Linked DNA regions of Homo sapiens: region 1 is linked to region 2. A link is an interaction called in ENCODE POLR2A ChIA-PET data of the cell type or tissue named here. Cell type or tissue: B cell. All regions are shown on one strand. Each heading gives the region's core, and the rest is flanking DNA. Links, peaks and the distances in the headings are about the cores only.

What was found. Peaks named below come from ENCODE experiments on the same cell type or tissue, not always from the same donor. Only the 100,000 strongest peaks of a DNase experiment are listed, where the experiment ranks them.
Region 1: POLR2A ChIA-PET joins it to region 2 with 6 read pairs; 1 of 35 experiments calls an interaction of 5 or more read pairs at or near these places.

What each region holds. Positions count from the first base shown.
Region 1 is chr7:44,063,891-44,068,605 of GRCh38, forward strand. It overlaps DBNL (drebrin like), which reads left to right. Exons shown (of 13, transcript NM_001014436.3): 13 at 1-4,715. It overlaps PGAM2 (phosphoglycerate mutase 2), which reads right to left and starts at 1,677. Exons shown (of 3, transcript NM_000290.4): 1 at 1,226-1,677; 2 at 942-1,122. The coding sequence starts at 1,639. RefSeq lists enhancers at 260-369, 1,014-1,073, 1,264-1,313, 1,374-1,443, 4,294-4,363 and a silencer at 2,624-2,693. In B cell, for the core only: no CTCF peak of the experiment used is centred there; no DNase peak of the experiment used is centred there; H3K27ac peaks cover 2,590 bases.
Region 2 is chr7:44,335,726-44,341,777 of GRCh38, forward strand. No RefSeq gene overlaps it. Among named protein-coding and RNA genes, the nearest start is that of CAMK2B, 13 kb to the left of the region's middle. RefSeq lists an enhancer at 3,114-3,183. In B cell, for the core only: no CTCF peak of the experiment used is centred there; a DNase peak (open chromatin) is centred at 3,126; H3K4me3 peaks cover 704 bases; H3K27ac peaks cover 756 bases.

The DNA of each region.
Region 1 (4,715 bases), core at 674-4,673, 270 kb before region 2:
CGGAAGGGAGAGGAGGCAGGTGGTCCTTCCCTCTGCCTGGCCCCAGTGCCAGGTGCCAGGTGTCCGTGTTTGGAGCGGGCAGGCTTGGGGCTGGCTGGGTCTCCGGGGCCTGCCGGTCTGGGTGCTCTGGCCAACTGCCCAACGGCCCTAGGAGCAGGAGGTCTGGGGCACACCCTTCTAGCCTTTCCAGGACTCAACAAGCTTTAAGGTCATTCAGATGCTAATTTAGACTGCCCTTGTGTCAGAATACTAAGGTGGGAGGCGGAGCGGAGGTGCCAGTCACTCTGGGCGAGGCCTTACTGCGCCCATGCATCCCGGGCCCATTTGTCAGCCCTTGCTCTTCAGTGGGAGCCCAGCTGCAAGCCCAGAGTCTGGCCACTCCATAGTCCTGCACCCCTCTTTTGATTGGTCTTTCCTTTGCCCAGAGAGGGGCTCCAGAGGGAGATAGGTGGTGAAGCTCATGCAGGGATTCTGAGGACCTGATGGGGGAGGGCCCTGCGAGGGGTCCAAGCCTACATCAAGAGGAATTCAGTACCAGGGGGAGCTCCCCACCACCCCGGAAAAGGGAGAGGCCCAGAGATGGAGGTGGCTTGTCCAGGGCCCCACAGTAAGTTGGGATTTGGAGCCAGATGCTCTAAGCCCAGCCCTTCCGTTTCCTAGCTGGGTGTCCCTTGGCAGATGCCACCTTTGGAGCCTGCCCCACCTCGGGACACAGCGAGCTTCGAGTGCAGTCAGCCCCTGTGGAGTGTGTCCCAGTTACACAGAAATGGGGAAAATTTCACAAAACTAAAAAATGGCTTCTCAGCCCTCCTTTTTCAGTGAATGATGTGGAGCCCCACGCCTAGAAAGCCTGGTCCATGGGCGAGAGACTTTGCTGAGATGAGAAGCCAGCTGGGGCTGCTGCCCACCCACCCTGCCCAGGCTCCTGAAGGTGGCCTCACCTTCCAGGTGCTTGACAATGCCCCGCAGGCTGTTCCCGTGGGCTGCAATGAGCACTCGCTTGCCGGCCTTGATCTGGGGAACAATCTCCTCGTTCCAGAAGGGCAGGGCCCGGGCAATGGTGTCCTTGAGGCTCTCGCAGGTGGGGAGTTCCCCGGGCTTCAGGCCTGCGTACCGACGCTCCTGGGGGACACAGGCACGCTGCTTTCCCTCCCAAGCCAGTGGGCCCCCACCCGACTCCCCACTCTGCAGCTTCCCAGAGGCCTTCCCAGCAAAGGCAGCCCACCTTGCTAATGGAGTTGTAGTAGGGGTGCTTCTCGTCCATCGGGGGCGGCGGGATGTCGAAGGAGCGCCTCCAGATCTTCACCTGCTCCTCCCCGTGCTTGGCGGCCGTTTCTGCCTTGTTGAGGCCTGTGAGGCCCCCGTAATGCCGCTCATTGAGGCGCCAAGTGCGCACCACAGGCAGCCACATCTGGTCCGTGCCGTCCAGGATGGCCCAGAGGGTGCGGATGGCCCGCTTCAGCACTGACGTGTAGCAGATGTCAAACTCCATCTTGGCATCCTTGATGGCCTTGGCTCCCCGCTTGGCCTCCTCGGTCCCCTTTTCACTCAGCTCTGCATCGAACCAGCCACAGAAACGGTTCTCCTGGTTCCATGTGCTCTCGCCGTGCCGGACCATCACGAGGCGGTGAGTGGCCATGGTGGCAGCAGGGACCACAGAGGACTCTGGACGGGGACGGCTGCTTCCCAACACTCCCAGCTTTATAATAGTGTCTTCCCAGCCCCCACCCACCCCAGCCAACTGCCAATCAGCATTCCAGGCGGTGGCAGGTGACCAGTAGCTGAGCTGCTGGGGGCTGGGGGCCAGGGGAGTGTGCAGGCCAAGAGGCTGTGCTTAAAATAGCCCCACGCATCCACCAGCTCCTGGCCTGGGTTCAGGTGGCATGTCTATAACCAGCTGGCACCCAGAGCCCAGACTGAGTGGGGCTGCTGGTCAGGGATGGGCGTGAAGGGCAGAAGTCTGGGCCAGGGGAGATGGGGATAGCAGGGACAGAGGGGCTCTCCAGGGCAACGCTCAGTGGCCTATCAGCCATTCTCTGCTCAGACAGAGGCACAAACAAAATCCCAACCCCTTTCTCCTGTGATTGGCAGCCAGGCTAGGAGGCGGCCCTCAGCAGGCAGAGGAGGAGAGCCAGAGGAGCTGGTGCAGACCACAGCTTTGTGGAGAGGAGTCTGGCCTTGTGGAAGGTACCAGGCAGCAGCAGCAGAATGGGCAAGGGCTGGGGCTGAGCCGGGTTTCCAGGACAAAGGGGGAAAGGGCCCCTGTCTTTCCTCCGGGGTCCCTTTGTCAAGGTCTCATCCATACATGCCCCATGCTCCCACCCTATCTGCCCTCACCCAAGCCACGCTCACTCTCCTAGCCGAAACCACCTTGAAAAAGAGAAATCCAAGGGGGTTTGGGGGCAGGACTGAGGACTGTCAGAAGTCTTGATTGTTAGGTAAATGCTCAGCTTAGCAGGAACCCACAACGTAGGCTGAAGGGTGGCACGGAGTTGAGTCTAGGACCAAGACTTCTGCATTCAGGTTTGGGGGATGAGAGCCACCAAGGCAGGGAAGAGACTATGAGCAATAAAGTCACAATTGGGGCCCTAATGAAGGGGCCATGGCCAGACCCTTGGGCATGGGCCCCATCCAGGGCCTCCCATTTCCTCCCACCCCAGTGACCACACTGTCACCTGCGACACTTCTGATAACAGGAGCGGGTAGGTGAGAGGCCAGCAGAGGGACCACCACTCTGAGACTTGGATCTGAGTGTGCAAGAAACCCTCGACAGGCCTCCCTCCATCCCTGCTGGCCTACCTGGGGAGGGGCTCCTGGCTTGGGGCCTGTGAAGCTAAGGCTCTGTACCCAAAGGTTGGCAGACAAGTCCCAGTGGGCAAAGTCCTGTCGGCTGCCAGGACCCCCAAGGCTGGCAGGTGGAACCCATCCCTCCTAGCAGTGCCATGCGCAGGTCTCACTGTTCCACACTGATCCTGATTGAAGCCACATCTCCTCATCTGCTTTTGTCCCTTTGACCAAGAGTTGATTCACTAGCCCAACTAAACATGACTGAGGACCAGGCTCTGGCAGTCCCACAGGGGCCAGACATGAAGCCCATATTTCAGTGGAGGAGGGATCGTACCAGCAGCTAAACATGCCTACCGTAGATAGCACCAGATGCTAGGAAGGAAGGACCATAATGTACTGGGAGAGATGGGAAAGGAGAGGCCGGGGACAGCCCTGAGGTGACATGTGAGTGGAAAGAGCGGAGTGCAAAGGCCTCAGCTATGATGAGTCCTACAGGGAGAGCAATTCAGGTAGAGGGGTTGGCAAAGACCCAAGCCCTACAGAAAGCAAACAAGCTGGGGCAGCGACCATCAGGGGCACATGGCAGAGAGGTGGGCTTTGTGTCCCAACACAGTGGGAATCACTGGAGACTTTGAAGCATGGTCATATTTTCAAGTCACTTGCAGCTGTGTAGGAGTGGAAGTAGAAGCTGAGTACCCTGCAGGTCTCGGCAGCTTTGATGAGAACAAGGCCGCTTAGCCAGGGCTGGGTGCAGAAGCAGTGGCAAGGATCCCCCAGACCTGGGAGACCTCACTGCCAACCAAGCAGGAGGTGTCAAAAAGGAAAGGGGAGCCCAAAGAAGGGCTGGACTTCGGGGAAGCAAGCCCCTGCTTCTGACCCTTGGCTCCGGCTTGACTTTCCTTTGATTCATTTGACAAGTAGTTGCTGGCCTCTGCAGTGTGCCAGAGCTTTCTTGGAGGGGTACAGGGGTAGGAAAACCAAAAGCCACCCTCAGGGCCTCCATCCAGGAAGGCATAGCATGGTGGGCGGCGAGGAAGGCTGCTGAGTCAACAAGGTGGTCCCAGGAAGGTGGAGGGAGCATCTTCCCATGTCTCTCCCACTGACAGCCACCAATCCTGGACAGATGCAGGAGCAGCTGTCAGTAGACAGATAAGAAAAGGAGATCAGATTCAAAGTTCCGCAGAGAAGTGGTGAGGTAACAAGTATTGCCTAGCCTGGACACACAGGCGGCTTGAAACCTCAAGTGCACCAACAGAAAGAGCTCCAGGAAGAATCAGAGGAGTGGGATGTGAAGCCCCTCGAAGTCAGTGAGTTGGGGGAATCCCTCCAATTTTTCTTTTCTTCTCTACCCCAGCTCCTGGGCAGTAACATGGAGGTGGCAGTGGTGGCACAGTGACGGTAGTGTGAGCTGGGTACGCACTTGAAACCTGAGAGGGTAACGCTACCCTCTGTCTAGAGGAGCCATGGCCCCAAAAGCATGGGGCAACCACCTTCTGCAGCTCCTTTCTGCCCCCCTGCGCTGGGCCCTGGATGCAGTTTCAGGGAGTATGCAGCAGGGTAGGTAGGGAAAGAGCCCCAGATTTGTGGCTGGAGGTCTTGGTAGGGATGTTGCAGGGAGCTGTTGTGTTTCAGGGAGAGTACAGAGAAGGGAGAGATGAAGTGAGTGATCCGATAAAGTGATATGTGAAGTCATTGGCTTGCTGCCAAGCTGCGCACAGGGCTGACCCTAGATGCACATTGCAGGTCCCAGACTGACCGGTGTAGATACAGGACTAATATGACTAGTAGTGCAAACACTTTAAACAGTCAACATTCTGCTTAGGATTTAAACAAGGTCCAGAGTCTCAACATAATATTTAAAATATCCAGGTTATCCAAAATAACCCAGTGTATGAAAACCAGGAAAATCTTAACATGGGAGAAAAGAA
Region 2 (6,052 bases), core at 907-4,906:
AACACTTCCCCCTGACCCCAGAGAGAAATTGCTAGGGGGCCAGGCCTAACTACTGTTTTACCACACCCTGGAAACTCCATATGTAGCAACCTCAGCTTTGTAGCCACTATCCATGCTAACAGTGCTAACAGGAGCTATCATGTATTGGCGGGGGGCTAGAGGACATCCATTTGGAATAATATTTCAGAATCAGGACTTGGTGGCCTACTGCAAGTGAGAAGTGAGTGTGGAGGGGCTGGGGCTGCATGGATCTCTCCTATTTTTCTATAATGGCAGGATAAAGGGAAAACGAAAAGGAGGAACAGGTATGGGGTACAGATATTAAATTCCAATTAGGGAGTGTAGTGTTTAAGGGCCTCCTAAATATCCACTACCTGCAGTATCAGTGAAAATATGGCCTAGAGGCCAAGATAAAGAGAAGAATTGAAGGCACAGGCGGGAGAATGATCAATAGAAGGAAGGATTGAGTTGCAGTCTAGTGAGTGTCACAGGAGGAGAGAAAAGGGCTCATAAGGGGTCTCTGAGGGAGGCGGCATCAAGGAGATGGTTTGAGGAAGGGGTGATTAAGGAGACAAAGAAAGAGCAAGTAAAGGGGCGGGGGCAAATCCAGGAGAGAAGAGTGTCATGGAAGCTGGGTCGAGAAGTCTCCAGGCAGAGAAACGCCAGAGGCTGGGTTGCAGTAGGTCAAGGAGGGCATGGACAAATTGGATGTGGAAACAAGCATCACCTTCTCCAGCCAAAATCACTTGTGACTTCCACTTCTAGCTGTTTTACCAGACTAGCCCTCCCACCAAAAATAACCATGAATCTGGACAAAGTACGTGAGGCAGCTGTTTTCAGGGAGTGCAAGACTCAGATCCCTGTGGGAAGGGACGCTTAGGAGGTGAGCCCCGTGATTGCTCCGTGCTCCCCGACAGAGTTTTCTGACTGTGGCACACGGCACCGGAGTCTGGGCAGGGCACGGGGGTCATGTGGAGCTGAAGAGGTGGAGCAGCGGGAGCAGTGGGCATGCGTGGAGCCAAGCATTGGAGAAGAGGGAGCTGTGCACGCAGGGGTCCCAGAACCCCACACAGGAGCTCTGCAAGTCCTTGACTGACAACTAAGCTGCACATACAAAGGGAAGAACTGAGTCATGCCAAATTAGAGAGGCTTAGGAAACATTTTGGATGTTCCGTGCATCTGCAGTAACAAAACATGAACCCTAAGTAAGGAAGTTCAAAGTCATCTGCCAATAATTAAATTGCCTACTAAAACAATAATCAACATTCTTCAGAGGAAGTTAACACAATTTTGAGTTTCACAATATATTAGCCACAAAATCTAGTATTCAATTTTTAAAAAAAATTGCCAGGTATATAAGGAAATAGGAAAATGTGATGCCCAGGCAAGAATAAAGCAGACTATAGAACAGTAACTTAATCTAAAATGACCCAGATGTTGGGCTTAGCAGACTGTAATGTGGCGATTATAAATATGTCCAAATAATTAAAGTAAGATATAGTCTTAATCAGTGAGTATATAGGAAAACTCAGCCCCAAAATGGTATCTGGATACAAATTTTAAAACTAAAAAGTATAATAATTGAAATGAAAAATTCACTGGAAGGCTTAATAGCAGATTGGAGATAGTAGAAGAGTCGATAAACATGAAGACAGATCAATAAACATTATCTGAAGATCACAAGGAAAAAAGGCTGAAGGAAAGTGAATAGAGCCTGCGAACCTTGTGGAATAGTATCACATAATCTAACACATACGTAATCAGAGTCTCAAAGGAAAAGGTGTAGTAAAATTGGGGCAGAACAAATATGTGAAGAAATAATGGCCAAAACATCCCAAATTTGATGAAAAACATCAATTTACATATCCAGTAGTCTCAATAAACTCAAATCAGGATAAACAGAAAAAATAACAACACTCAGACACACAGTTCTGAAAACCTAAGAAAATTCTGAAAGCAGCTGGGTTTGCTGGGAGGTATAACATTACTTACAGGGAAACAAGTATAAGAATCATTACCAACTTCTCACCAGGAACAATGGAGGCAGAAACAATTGAATGGCATCATGAAAGTGCTGAAAGGAAAAAAGCTTCAACCAAAAAGATACTCATCTAGCAAAAATACCCTTTTAAAACAAGGTTGAAATGAAGACATTTAGACAAGACTGAGAATTCATTGACAGAAGACCTGTAATACAGTCAAAGCTATGGACATCCTCCAGGGCAAGGAAAATAATACCAGATGGAAACTGAGATCTACAGGAAGGACTAAGGAGCGCTACATGGAGAGATCCAGCAGACACCATCTTAACCATGCGATAGAAGAGTGGGACAAGTCAGCATTGTGAGCCCCCGATATAAATGCTGTAGGAAGAACACAGCATTGCCTCTGCATAGTTGATGAAATTATTAAGGCAGTAATGTCATAAGCAAACTTTGAATGGATCTGTGGATTCAATGGTAATATCAGATAAAGATCAATTTCCTGATTTTGACAGTTGTACTGTGTTCATATAGGAAAGGACCCTTGTTTTGCACAAGGGCTTAACGGGATGACGAAGAATCACATCTACAACTTGTTATTAAATGATTCAGGAAAAAAATACATTAGTATATATATAGAGAGAAAGACTGATAAGTCAAATGTAGTAAAGTATTAACAACTGGGGAATTTGGTTGAATAGTATATAGGAGCTCTTTTTACTATTTTGCAACTTTTCTGTAAATTTAAGATTACTTCAAAATAAAACAAACAAAAAAGCAGCAGCTCTGTAAGGGCATGAAGAAGGAAGAGGGCAACAGAATGGAGCAAGGGTACAGAAGGAAGATGACTTCCATAATGGTTTCTTAATGAGGTGGAATGTAAATAGAAAAGCACACAGATTACAAGTAAACATTCAGTAAATTTCCACCTTCACTCAGCACTTCAATTAAGAAAAGGAACAATATCTGCATACCTTATGTCCTCTCCCCTCCCATAGTGGTAGCTACTATCTCAACCTCTGCCAACATAGACTAGTATACCCTGGTTTTGAGGTTTAAATACGTAGAATTATAAAGTAGTTCCTCTTTTGTGTCTGGGAAAACCCCCAAATGTTATGTTTGTGATATTCAAATATGTTTCTGTATGTAGCAATAGCAACTTTTTCGTCTAGTCTAAATCATGTGTCTAGTCTAAATCATGTGAATTTATTTACATATATTTATACATTTATTATGTAAATCCCCATTCTACCGATAATGAACACCAGGGTGGTTTTCAGTTCTGAGCTGTTACGAATAATGCTATGACGAACATCTTTGTTCATGTCCTGGTGAACTTAAGCATCCATTTCTGTTCAGCAAATATCTAGGCATGGAATTTCTGGGTCACTGGGTATGTGGGTGCTCGCTTTTAATGGACACTGCCACAGGATTTCAAAGTGTGTTGACTTACATTCCCACAGCACAACACGAGAGTTCTGGTTGCTCCATAGTCTTGCAGATGACAACTGGTATTGTAAGATTTTTGGTCATTATAGTGAGTGTGGTCAGGGGTGGGGGGGCATATTACATTGTGGTTTTTAATTTTCATTTCCCTGAAGACTCATGAGGTGCTCTTAAGGATGAGTGCCTTTTCATGGGTTTTTGGACCATTTGGATATCCCTTTTTGTACAATGTAGTTCATGTTTTTAACATATTTTTCTATTGGATTGTCTTTTCCTTATTGATTTGTAGAAGTTCTTTCCTTCCTTCCTTTCTTTTCTCTTTCTTTCTTTTTCTTTCTTTCTTCTTTCTTTCATCTTTTTCTTGAGACAGGGTCTCACTCTGTCACTCAGGCTAGGGTGCAGTGGTGCCGTCACAATTCACTACAGCCTCGACCTCCTGGGCTCAAGCAATGCTCCCATCTCAGCCTCCCAAGTAGCTGGGACTACAGGTGTGCACCACCACTCCTGGTTAATTTTTTTTTTTTTTTTTTTTTTGTAGAGACGAGGTCTTACCCTATGGCCCAGGCTGGTCTCAAGCTCCTGGGTTCAAGCGATCCTCCCACCTCAGCCACTCAAAGTGCTAGATTACAGGCATAAGCCACCACACCCAACCTGTGGAAGCTCTTTATATATTCTGGATAGGAGTCCTTTGTCAGATACATTCACTGCAAATATCTTTTCCCACTCTGGCTTGTCTTTTCACCCTGTTTCACATTATTAATGATGTCTTTTGAGAAATATAAGTTCTTAATTTCAATGTGAGCAAATTTATCAGTTTTTTTGCTCAATGGCATTTGTGCTTTTTATATCCCACTTAAGAAATTACTATCTACTTCCAAGGTCATAAAGATGATCACCTATGGTTTATTTTCCTACAGCTTTATTGTCTGTTCCTTAGATTTAGTTCTACAATCCTTATGAATTAAGTGGGGGTGTTTGTGTTGTAAAGTAGACATCAAGATTTTCTTTCCATATATATATTCAATTCACCCGGGAATAATTTTATAAAAAATTATTTTCCCATTATATGATAAAGTGTTTCTGGACTCTGATTCATTCCGTTATTCTATTTGTCTGTACTTGACCAAGATCACACTGGATGATTCCTGTAGTTTTACAGTGAGTCTAGATGCATGGTAGTATAAGTCCTCCAGCTTTGATGTTGCTCCTCCTCCCCTTCTCATCCTTGTCCTCTTCCTCCTCCTCTACCTCCTCTTCCTTCTCCTTCTTCAAATTTATCTTACCTATTCTTGGTTCTTTGCAATTTCAAGTAGATTTTAGAATCAGTATGTCATTTACACACACACACACACACACGCACACAAGCGCGTGCACATACACACACCATCAAAACGCTTCTAGGATTTGGGGGTGGGGTGTGTGTGCACTAAAACTATAGCTCAGATTCCAGAGAATCAAAATTATTTAATATTGCATCTTGCAATCCACAAATATGGGATATATCCTTCCACTTATTTAGATGTACTTATCTCAGTAAATAATTTCCTGTGTAAACGTTTTGCATGTCTTTTGTTAGATTTACTACTAGGTATTTGTTGGTTTTGAACACTATTATAAATGATTTTTTTTTTTTTTTGAGATAGAGTCTCGTTCTGTCGCCCAGGCTGAAGTGCAGTGGCGCGATCTCGGCTCACTGCAACCTCTGCCTCCCGGATTCAAGCGATTCTCCTGCCTCAGCCTCCCAAGTAGCTGGGATTACAGGTGCCCACCACCATGCCTGGCTAATTTTTGTATTTTTAGTAGAGACGGGATTTCACCATGTTGGCCAGGCTGGTTTCAAACTCCTGACCTCAGGTGTTCCACCCACCTCGGCCTCCCAAAGTGCTGGGATTATAGGCATGAGCCACCATGCCCAGCTAATAAATGGTAATTTTTATATCTTTTTTTATTGTTTGTTGCTGATACATATAAGCACAATTTTAAAAATATCGACATTTGTACTAGTCAGCTCAGGCTACCATAACAAAATACCACAGACAGGGTGGCTTAAACAGCAGAGATTAGTGTTCCCACAGTTCTGGAGGCTGGAAGTTCAGGATCAGTGTGCCTGCATGGTTGGGTTCTGGTGAGGGCCCTCTTCCTGGCTTGCAGAGGGCTGTCATCTGGCTACCCATTGTCTGTGTATGGGGACAGAGAGATCTTTCTTCCTCTTCTTAGAAGGCCACCAATCCTATCAGATTAGGATGGCACCCATATGACCTCGTTTAACCTCAATTACTTCCTAAAGGCCCCACTCCAAACTGAATCACACTGGGGGTTAAGGCTTCAACACAGGAATTTTGGGAGGACACAATTCCATCCACAGCAACATTATAGCCAACAACCTTGCCAATTTTGCATATTAATTCTAAGAAGTTGCCTGAAATTCTTTTGCATAGTTGATGCACACAATGATGTCATCTGTAAATAATGACTTTTCTTTCTTCCTCTCCTCCCTTTAGGTCTGCTCGCCTTGCCTTTTGTGGTTGCTGGGCCCTCCAGGACAATGTCGAGTAGTATTGTGGGTATCCTCAGCTCATGCCAAATCTCAGGGGGAAGGTTTTAAATATTTCATCATTAAGAAG